2 separate regions of the Homo sapiens genome follow, and region 2 is linked to region 1. Evidence: chromatin contacts called from ENCODE Hi-C or POLR2A ChIA-PET data. All regions are on one chromosome and are shown on one strand. Each heading gives the region's core, a stretch centred on a gene start or an enhancer-like site at or near the end of the contact. The rest is flanking DNA. Distances are from core to core; before and after follow the strand shown. Region 1 overlaps ABI1 (abl interactor 1). Region 2 overlaps APBB1IP (amyloid beta precursor protein binding family B member 1 interacting protein).

Region 1 (5,317 bases), core at 1,611-4,110:
TATATATTGAGAGTCTCTGTAAGACTTGATTTGAAATTAGGGTTGAATAATAAAAAAGGTTTGAAAATTAGTGACTACAAGGGAAAAAATCCTAAATTACTTTTAATGGCATTTAAAGGTTCTTTAAAGGTCTGGCATCTGGCGCCTGCCTTAATTTTTTGCCTTGTCCTAACTCTTCTTAGACTTTTAACTTCCAGGGATAACAAATGTTCTCTCCCATGTTAGTGTCTTGACATATGTTATTACAGACATGCATCACCTAGCTAATGCCCACTCTTCGTTTAGTTCTTATTAACCTAACTTTTTTAAAAGGGTGGTTTTCCCCTGTTTCTCCTTTCTGACCTGTTTCCTGTCAGCAAACATGCTATTAGGAGTCTCTGTTAACTATTTTTGTGGCATCCTATACTTTCCCTTCATAGCATTTATTATTTGAATTATATAGCTATTTGTCTGATTGTTCGGTATGTGCCTTCCATAGGAGGTCTATTATGGTCATTGCTCTATTCCCATTGTCTAGCATGCATGCATGCATTTATCCAACAAATAACAGGGAAGGATGTTAGAGTGGAAGGATAATCACATCATCTCTTTGGAGGAGTATGATGCAGAATTTAGGGCCATTAGAATTCTTTACTTCAGTTAATGAAAAATCAGTGTATCTTTTTAGAGAAATTTTATTGGATTGCAAGTTACAGGCATAGGACAAAAGAGCTTTTTATTTTGAACAGTTTGAGAATAACTTGCTGGTATGATGCTCTCATTGCCCCTAAATACTGTAGTGTGTATTTTCTTTTTTCCTTTTTTTTTTTGAGACAAGTTCTGGTCCTATCGCCTAGGCTGGACTGCAGTGGCGTGATCTTGGCTCACCGCAACCTCTGCGTCCCGGGCTCAAGTCATCCTGCCACCTCAGCCTCCTAAGTAGTTGGGACTGCAGGTGCATACCACCACGCCTGGCTAATTTTTGTATTTTTTGTAGAGACAGGGTTTTGCCATATTGCCCAGGCTGGTCTCAAACTTGTGAGCTCAAGTGATCCGCCTGCCTTGGCCTCCAAAGTGCTGGGATTATAGGTATGAGCCACCGTGCCCGGCCACGATGGTGTGTATTTTCTAGAAACAAATACATTTTACTGCATCACCGTATTACGCTCATCAAAGTCGGGTGATTACCACTGATACATTGCTACCATCTAATCAACAAATTCCATTCAAGTATGCCAGTTGTTCCAGTAGTTTCATAGGAAAGGATCCAGTTCAGAAACATTAAATGTCATGTCTCCTTCATCTTCCTCAGTCTGGCACAGTTCCTCAGTCTTCTCTTGACCTCATCTGACCTTGATCCTTTGTTTTTTGAGATGGAGTTTTGCTCTTGTTGCCCAGGCTGGAGTGCAATGGCACAATCTCGGCTCACCGCAGCCTCTGCCTCCTGGGTTCAAGTGATTCTCCCGCCTCAGCCTCCCCAGTAGCTGGGATTGCAGGCGTGTGCCACCATGTCTGGCTAATTTTGTATTTTTAGTAGAGATGGGGTTTCTCCATGTTGGTAAGGCTGGTCTCGAACTCCCGACCTCCCAAAGTGCTGGGATGACAGGCGTCAGCCACTGTGCCTGGCCCCTTGATTTTTTCTTTTTGAGGCAAGGTCCTGGTCTGTCACCCAGGCAGCAGTGTAATGGTCCTGTCATGGCTCGTTGCATCCTCCACCTCCTGGGCTCAAATGATCCTCCTGCCTTATTTTTTTGTTTTATTTTATAGAGATGAGTTCTCACTATGTTTCCCAGGCTGGTCTCAAACTGGAGGGTTCAACCATCCTCCCACCTTGGCCTACCAAAGTACTGGAATTATAGGTGTGAGCCACCGTGCGCGGCTGACCTTGATACTTTGGAAAATTTATAGCCAGTTGTTTTGTAGAATGTGTCTCCGTATGGGTATGTGTAATGCTTCCTTGTGATTAGATTCAGGAGTTTTGTTTTTGTTTTTGAGACACAGTCTCACTCTTTCCCCCAGGCTGGAGTGCAGTGGCGCGATCTTGGCCCACTGCAACCTCTGCCTCCAGGGTTCAAGCGATTCTCCTGCCTCAGCCTCTTGAGTAGCTGTGACTGTAGGCACACGCCACCATGCCCGGCTAATTTTTTGTATTTTTAGTAGAGACGGGGTTTCACCATGTTGGCCAGGCTGGTCTTGAACTCCTGACCTCAGGTGATACACCTAGGTTGGCCTCCCAAAGTGTTGGGATTACAGGCTTGAGCCACTGCGCCCGGCCCGATTCAGGTGATATATTAAGGATGACTTTTTGAAGGCAGTAGTTTCCTATTTAAAAGCTGCTCCCACTGTCTTAATTTTTTTTTTTTTTTTTTTTTACGTTTTTGTGGTTTATATTGTAAAATTGTTTTCCAAGTGTTTTTAGTTTTGTGTCTTTAGAATCTGTGATAATATGGAAATCTAGAGGAAGCCTGTAGAGAACTTGGCATGCCCATCAAGATGTGATGTCCCTAAAAATATTTTGAAAGAGAGCAGCAAAATGTACTGTCAGAGGAATTTTTTTCAATTAATTGGGAATAATTGATTTTGCTATAATTTGTCATTAAGATCATTTCTAATTGAAAAATTCTTTGGGTTTTGAATTGCAAATGGTACTTGAACTTCTAACGCATAAATAAGTATATTTAATTATGGCAGAACTTATTTCTAAAATAGCCTTCTTGGTTAAAACAAATTGTACACATTTCATCTCTCAGTTTTAGCTCTGAAATGATTTGAAAATCCAAACGAAGGCAGTCAGAATCACTGTTCTAAGCCTATTTTTAGATTTTTTCCCCTTCAGTTGGTTTCCTTTCTAGCCACCTGCAGTTTTATGTGCAGTTGCACGTGCTCATTTTTTCTAATTTCCCCCCTCCCCCGAAGCTTGGCAAGCAGCTTCTTTATTGCTTTTGGTTTGTTCTTTTTGAAGAGCACAGTGTAAATTATAAAGCCTTCATTGAGTATTTAAATGTATTTTAAAATATTTTTGAGAAAATGCAGCATAATTATGGAATACAGGACACTCTGCCTCTAAGAATCTTTTCTGATTATAGTTCTCGATATTATATTAATATACTATATATTAATATGCAGAATATATCTTTTTTATTCTTGCAGTTTTTTTCTGTTTTTAAAGATTTGTCTGGATGACAGAGCTTTGGGAGATGGAACTGGAAAAAAGCTAAAAAAATTGCCTCTTCTAAGAAATCATATAACTGGATTCACAAAAATACAGTGATACTTATTTTAATAGGAGTACTATTGAATTTACATTTAATGTAGTTAATGATATATTTGAATTCAAATGAAACAACATCATTTTGTGTTTTCTACTTATGTCATCTGTTCTGTCTCTTTTTTCTCCTTTCTTTCTTTTGGATTAACTTCCTTCGGAGATTTGTTACATGTGTACATGCTGACTCCTGCTTGTGGTGAATTTTTTTCCTTATGTGTTTTGTAAATTTGTGTTGTAAGCTTATTTTAAGATCTCATGTGTTGAGATCTCTGTGCCACTTAAGGGATATACCATTGATAAGCTAAGCTGAAGGTATATTCCCTGTTCTGCTAAGTGTTCTAGGATGCCGTCAGTCCAGGACTATTTATACTTTTTGAACCTGAAAACTTCATGGAAATGTGTATACTTTCTAGAACATTCCCCAACCCCACCTCAGTGTGTGCGCCTTAGTTTCCTATAGTTGCTGTAACAAATCACCGCAAATTTAGTGGCTTATAACATATCTTTATTATCTTACAGTTCTGGAGGTCAGAAGTTTGAAATGGGTTTCACTGAGCTAAAATTAATATGTGGATAGGGCTGTGTTCCTTCTAGAAGCACTAGGGGAGCATCTGTTCCCTTGCCTTTTTTCAGCTTCTAGAGGCCACCTGCACTTTTGGCGCATGACCCCTTCATCCATCTTTAAGTCACCAATGGCCAGTTGAGTCTTTTTCGTATGGCATCACTGATCAGTACTGACCCTCTGGCCTCCCTCTTTGGCTTGTAAGGACCCTCGTGATTTCATTTGATTCACCCCCCCCAATACTGGATAGCACCCCGTCTCAAGATTCTTAATCACATCTGCAAAGTCCCTTTTGCTATATCAGTTCTAACTTCCCACCTTCAGCAAGCCCAAAGGGTATTTTAATTTTGTCCCCATGTGGCATAAAAGTACAAGCTCCTTTGCTAGAGGCCAAAAAGCTACTACAGAGTAGCTGCAGCCTTGTTCATGTTTTCTGCTCTGAATTTTTGTCCTCTCTTTTTCCTAGTCTCCCTGGATTTTCTTTACTCTCTTTAGTTTTGGACTGTGAATTTTAAAAAGATGCTTTCATAGCATCTTTAAATCAAGCATTTTTAGGTAGTTTCTAGTGGGAGAGATTTCAGGTTATCTAATGTGCCATATTGCTCTAGTTGGCATTGCTTATATTAGTAAGGTAATAATGACTTTAACAAGACATAAAGTCTGTTACTTTGTTTTCCTATTATCCTTTAATTTAAAATGCTTTTAATGTCAATCAAAACCCCTCAGTGAATCTCATCTTTGAAAAGTCAGTTAATTGTGATTAAAACTCAGTTTCTTCATATGAACATTCCGTTCTACTCTGATATCGACAAGCCATGCTTTTTTTCTTTAATCTGAACAGCATGTCTTGGTTTACAGCTCTGACCCCACTATTCAGCCAGATCAGGTTTTTCCTACCATGCCTTGCCTTCCTTCTTGACTGTCTGCTGAGATTCTCCCTCATTTTTACATTTTCTGTGTTTCTGCTTATCTCATTTGAGCTAAAGGCATATAGATACTCTTCTGTACCAAGCTGTTATCTTTGGACTTCATTTTACAACTCCCTCCCTTCCTCCCTGTGATAATATGTGAATGTGATTAAAAACCAGTCACATACTACCTAAGGGATTACAATGACAAGCGGAATTCAGTGCAATCCCTTCCTATCCCTAGTCGTGCTTTCTAGAGCACTTATAGAGTGCATATTGTATACCAGGCTTTTTACATAAATGAACACCTATGAATTAATTCATTCTTATAACAACCTCATTTTACAGATGAAGAAATTGATACACAAAGAGCTTAGGCAACTTGTTCAGGATAATACATCTATTAAATGGCATCATTTGAACCAGGCAGTCTGGTTTTAGAATCTACTTGTTATCACTATGCTATACTGTCCTTAGTTTTAGACTAAAAATTACTTTCCTTTAGACTTAAAAAATAAATTTTACTGTGTATATTTGAGGTTTACAACATGACGTTATGGCAGGGGTCCCCAACCCCTGAGCTACTGGCCTGTACTAGTC
Region 2 (5,260 bases), core at 2,154-4,653, 330 kb after region 1:
TTTCAAGATATGATGATCTGAGCCAGATGTTTTCATGTGCAGAAAAATTACATGCGGTGTGGCTCAAGGATAAAACTGGAACTATCAACCAACTCTTGCTTTTCTGTGGGGTGAGGGATTTTCTGTTTTTCTTCCCCCCGCAGCCCCCACCCATCTTGGTCAACGTTCTGCATCTGTCACTGAAAACCCCAGAGGATTAGAGCTGTTAGTAAAAATCCCAGTCAAGTCTGCTAAAGTTTGCATGAATAAGCTCAAACAGGCCGGGCACAGTGGCTCACGCCTGTAATCCCAGCACTTTGGGAGGCCGAGGAGGGCGGATCATGAGGTCAGGAGATGGAGACCATCTTGGCCAACATGGTGAAACCCCATCTCTACTAAAATATAAAAAATAAGCCAGGCATGGTGGCACGTGCCTGTCATCCTAGCTATTTGGGAGGCTCAGGCTGGGGAATCGCTTGAACCCAGGAGGCGGAGGTTGCAGTGAGCCGAGATTGCGCCACTGACCTCCAGCCTGGCGACAGAGCAAGACTCTGTCTCACAAAAAAAAACAAAAAAAGCTTAAACAGTGCAGGTCCCAAGGTGCCTTTTACCTCTCTCTGTTTGGAAGGAAGGATTTACGGTCATTTCTGTGACTGTCTGTATGTCCACAATACATTGGGTGATCCATACCATAGAAAAAACTTTATATCAGAAGAATCTGAGCTACCATATGATTTTTCAGTGACAATCCAGTTTTAATTCTTTTCCTGCATTTCTTAGTAAATATTCTCCCTTCCTCCTCAAAGATGCTACTGACAATATTTTTCACTCTGTTATTTGGAAGCAAGAAAGGAACTGAGTCTTTACCTCCCACATTCAGAATGATTCATTCATTAACATAAAACAAAAAGTAATAGTTAAGATTCCTCCCCAAAATTATCTTGCAGAATTAGCCCCGTGTGCAGTGTGGGGGTCTCTATTTTGTGCACGTATCTCTTGTGATATGTGGGGCCATCTAGGTGAGCTTCGGTCTAGAGGACCACTGAGCCACATGATGCAGACAAAACCCTTGTCCAGAGGCAAGGACAGAGTTCAAAACCCAGCCCTGACACTTATTGGCTGTGTAATCTTGGGCAAGTTATTTAACCTCTCAGTGCTTTAGTTTTTTTTTAATCTTTAGAAAAGGTGTGATGATAAGCTATTTCATGAGGTCAAGGTGAGAATTCGATAAGTTAATGCATGTGAAGTGCTTACAGGAGGCTCTGGCTTAGAACTGAAAGTTCAGTAAGTGTTGCTCTTACTATCATGAAGCCATTGGAACTGCAGTAATCATGGAGCTACCCCAGATGCCTGGACAGATGATGGGCAAGGACGCAGGCTGAGGTTGGTGAGAGATTATGGGCAATTACACAGGCTGAGGTTGGTGAGAGATGATGGGCAAGGACACAGGCTGAGGTTGGTGACTCTGACCGTGGGTTTGGATAGAAGCAGGACGTTGACTATTGCGTGGCATATTATGGATGCTCCTCAACTTACAATGGGACTAAGTCTGGAAAAACCCATCGTAAATTGAAAATATCCCTAAGTCGAAAATGAATTTAATACACCTAACCTACTGCACACTGTAGCTTAGTATAGCCTAACTTAAATGTATTCAGAACTTACACTAGCCTATAGTTGGGCAAAATCATCTAACGAACATATTTATTTATTTACTTATTTTGAGATGGAGTCTCGCTCTGTCGCCTAGGCTGGAGTACAGTGGCACGATCTTGGCTCACTGCAACCTCTTCTTCCTGGGTTCAAGCAATTCTCCTGCCTCAGCCTCCCTAGTAGCTGGGATTACAGGCGCCTGCCTCCACATCCGGCTAATTTTTTTGTATTTTTAGTAGAGATGGGGTTTCACCATATTGGTCAGGGTGGTCTCAAACTCCTGTCCTCAGGTGATCCACCTGCCTTGGCCTCCCAAAGTGCTGGGATTACAGGCATGAAACACTGTGCCCAGTCCGAGCCTCTTTTATAATGAAGAGTTGAACATCTTATGTAATTCACTGGATACTTTATTGAAAGTGTAAAGCAGAATGGTTGTATGGGTCCTTGAAATACAGTTTCTACTAAATGTGTGTTGCTTTTGCACCACCATATAGTGGAAAATCATTAAGTGGAACATTGTGAGTCAGGGACTATTAGATCCAACTGTCTCCTGACCAGGGTCCCCGCCACTTGCCCCATCCTTTCCCCACCAGAGGAACAACCTGGCCCCTGTGTTGTAGTTGGTTGGGGTTGTTGTTGGTTGTAGTTAGTGAGGAAGGGGAGATCATGAGTTGAAATAAAAGGGAAAAGGATTTAAAAAAAGAAAAGTCCTAAGTGGATTAATACAGGAACAGAAAATCAAATACTGCATGTTCTCACTTATAAGTACGAGCTGAACATCACGTACTCATGGATATAGAGATGGGAACAATAGACTTTGGGGACCACTAGAGTGGGGAAGGAGGGAGGAGAGGCAAGTTTGAAAACCTGACTGTTGGGTTTAATGTTCAGGACTATGCTCAGTACCCGGGTGATGGGATCATCTGTACCACAAACCTTGGCATCACACAATATACCCAGTGACAAACTTGTACACGTATCCAATGAATCTAAAATAAAAGTTGAAAAATAAAAATAAGAAGTTAAAAAAAGAATTAAAAAATAGAAAATGCTTATATTGGCCAGGTGCGGTGGTTCACGCCTGTAATCCCAGCACTTTGGGAGGCCAGGCAGATGGATCACATGAGGTTGGGAGTTTGAGACCAGCCTGGCCAGCATGGTGAAACCCAGTCTCTACTAAAAATAGCCGAGTGTGGTGGTGCACGCCTGTCATCTCAACTATTCAGGAGGTTGAGGTTGGGAGAATGGCTTGAGCTGGGAGGCAGAGGTTGCAGTGAGCTGAGATCGCTCCACTGCACTCCAGCCTGAGCAACAGAGCAAGACTCTGTCTCAAAAAAAAAAAAAAAAAAAGAAAAGAAAAGAAGGAAAGAAAACACTTATATAAATAGATAAATAGAATAAGGATATAAAAATATTTTTGTACAGCTATACAATGTATGTGTTTTTCAGCTAAGTCTTATTTCAAGAGTCAAAAAGTTAAAAATTTAAAAAGTGTTAAAGTGAAAAAAAAAAAAGAAGAAGAAAAGGACTATCTTTTGAGACCCTAACGGAAGTCAAAAGCACAGGTCTCTGTCTTGTGGTTTATGTTAGAAGTGCCTAGAGTAACATCTCAGCCCGCAGCAGTTGCACAGAGATCAGAGGAAGGCAGACACCGCCACCTCAGGAGGGGTCAAATCCAGGTAACCCCAGGAGCAGTGCATAAGCCTGTGGGGACACGACTGTCCTGCCACTGGGAGCCACAGAAGGTGCAACAGGAATGATGAAATCCTTTGCACAGGGCAGTGACATCGGAGGGTTCCTGTGAGACACATCCAGGACTCTGTGAACAGGAGCAGGAACAAGCCAGAAAGAGCCGATGAGCTGGGCTTGCAGAGACTCCACCAAGGATGGCTGGACCAGTGGCTATTACTTAGTTACTGTTATATTAGGTTGGTGCAAAACTAATTGTGGTTTTGGCCATTACTCTTAATTGTGAAAACCGCAATTACTTTTGCACCAACCTAATAATAATGTTTCCCAATTGTAACTTAGTCTGGTGTGACCTAGAGAAACAGGGAACCCACGAACATATACACATAACAATCACTTGTTCATTTTCACAGAAACTCATTCATCTACACAGTGACGGGTCAAGGTTTTCTGCCCTGATTTTTCCCTTCTGATTTCATTCACTCATTAGCTCAAGAAGCATTTATGGAATGCAAACTCTCTGTTAGGTCATTGCTAGAATTCATACCTTGAATATTTGTTAAATGAATCAATAAAGTTTAAAGTCTGAAGAGGGTGACAGACATAAAAATAACTTAGCACTATACTATGTAACAATAATTTTATAAAAGGAATAAATAAAATAATAAGGAGCCAAAGAAGAGAGACTATTATTTCTCTTGGGATGAGGAGTTGCTCTTGGCCACCTGAGAGGATGGGGAGAAGTTAGCTATTAAGAGCATGAGCAAGGATTTTGGATTCTGAAAGACATGGGTCCAGCTTTTCATTTACTGTGGATGTTGGGAAACTTAGCCATAATACGGCCTTAGTTTCTTCATCTGTAAAATTGGAATATTTCAGTGGGCTTTGTAAGGATTCCATAAAATAATGGGTGCAAAGTGCTTGCCAAATGTCTGATGTGTGTTAAACACTCAGTAAGTGGTGATAGCGGTTGTAGTTTCTATCATTGTTGCTGTTCTTCTTATAGTTAGTACATAAATCTCATAAGCGATTACGAGACACTTAAAAGCTCTTGCAGGTTTGCATAGTTGAGTAATTTGGTGAGATCAAAGCTAAGCTTTGGGTTTGGTTCTACATTTTCTCAGAAACAGTGGTTCTCAAAGTGTGAGTCTTCAGACCAGCATCACCCAGACACTTCTTACTGAAATAAAAATTCTTGGCCCCACCTCAAAAGTATTATTGCTAGAGACAGAGTCTTGCTGTGTTGTCCAGGCTGGAGTGCAGTGGCATGATCGTAGCTCACAGCAGTCTTGAGCTCCTGGGCTTAAGTGATCCACTCACCTCAGCCACCTCTATAGTAACTGGGACTATAGGTGTGCACCATCATGTTGGGATAATTTTAAAAATCTTTTGTAAAGACAAAGTCTCACTATGTTGCCCAGGCTGGTCTTGAACACAATTATGGAATCAGAACTCTTGGGGTGGGGCCCGATAATCTGTGTTTAGCAAGCTTTCCATATGATTCTATTGCATATTAAAGTTTGAGAACCACTGCTCTACAGGTAGGTAACAACTTTTTTTTTTTAATTTAAAGGCAAAGGCAAGTAAGTATGTAAAGGGATTATGAGAACTAAATACATTAGTGAAGGCAAAACTTGCTTTTGCTTCATGTCAAGCATGAGGAAAAAACAGCATCCCTCATACTTCTATTCTCAAAGTTAAAAATGCATTAGAAGGCTGGGCACGGTGGCTCACGCCTGTAATCTCAGTACTTTGGGAGGCCAAGGCAGGTGGATCGCTTGAGGCCAGGAGTTCGAGACCAGCCTGGCCAACATGGTGAAACCCCATCTCTATATTAAAAAAAAACATTACAAATGATCACATCTTTTTATTATTTAGAGGTACAGAATGAAAAAAAATCTGGTGTTAAGCTATGTATTAGGGAATCAAACTCATTCTC

What was found. A loop is a pair of places that touch in the nucleus more often than their neighbours do. ChIA-PET counts read pairs that join two places held with the same protein, here RNA polymerase II (POLR2A).
Region 2: a loop to region 1 is called in a map with no recorded cell type, with 2.0 times the contacts of the local background. The contact joins two enhancer-like sites. A Hi-C loop is called at or near these places in 1 of 37 single-sample maps with no recorded cell type. POLR2A ChIA-PET finds 5 or more read pairs at or near these places in 1 of 52 experiments (GM12878).

Annotation. Positions count from the first base shown.
Region 1 is chr10:26,797,039-26,802,355 of GRCh38, reverse strand. All of the region lies in intron 2 of ABI1 (abl interactor 1), which reads left to right. Among named protein-coding and RNA genes, the nearest start is that of ABI1, 61 kb to the left of the region's middle. Within about 2 kb of position 2,860, at least 6 of the 41 ENCODE cell types and tissues checked have a DNase peak (open chromatin) inside an H3K27ac peak, as active enhancers do.
Region 2 is chr10:26,466,981-26,472,240 of GRCh38, reverse strand. All of the region lies in intron 2 of APBB1IP (amyloid beta precursor protein binding family B member 1 interacting protein), which reads right to left. Among named protein-coding and RNA genes, the nearest start is that of APBB1IP, 31 kb to the right of the region's middle. Within about 2 kb of position 3,403, at least 7 of the 41 ENCODE cell types and tissues checked have a DNase peak (open chromatin) inside an H3K27ac peak, as active enhancers do.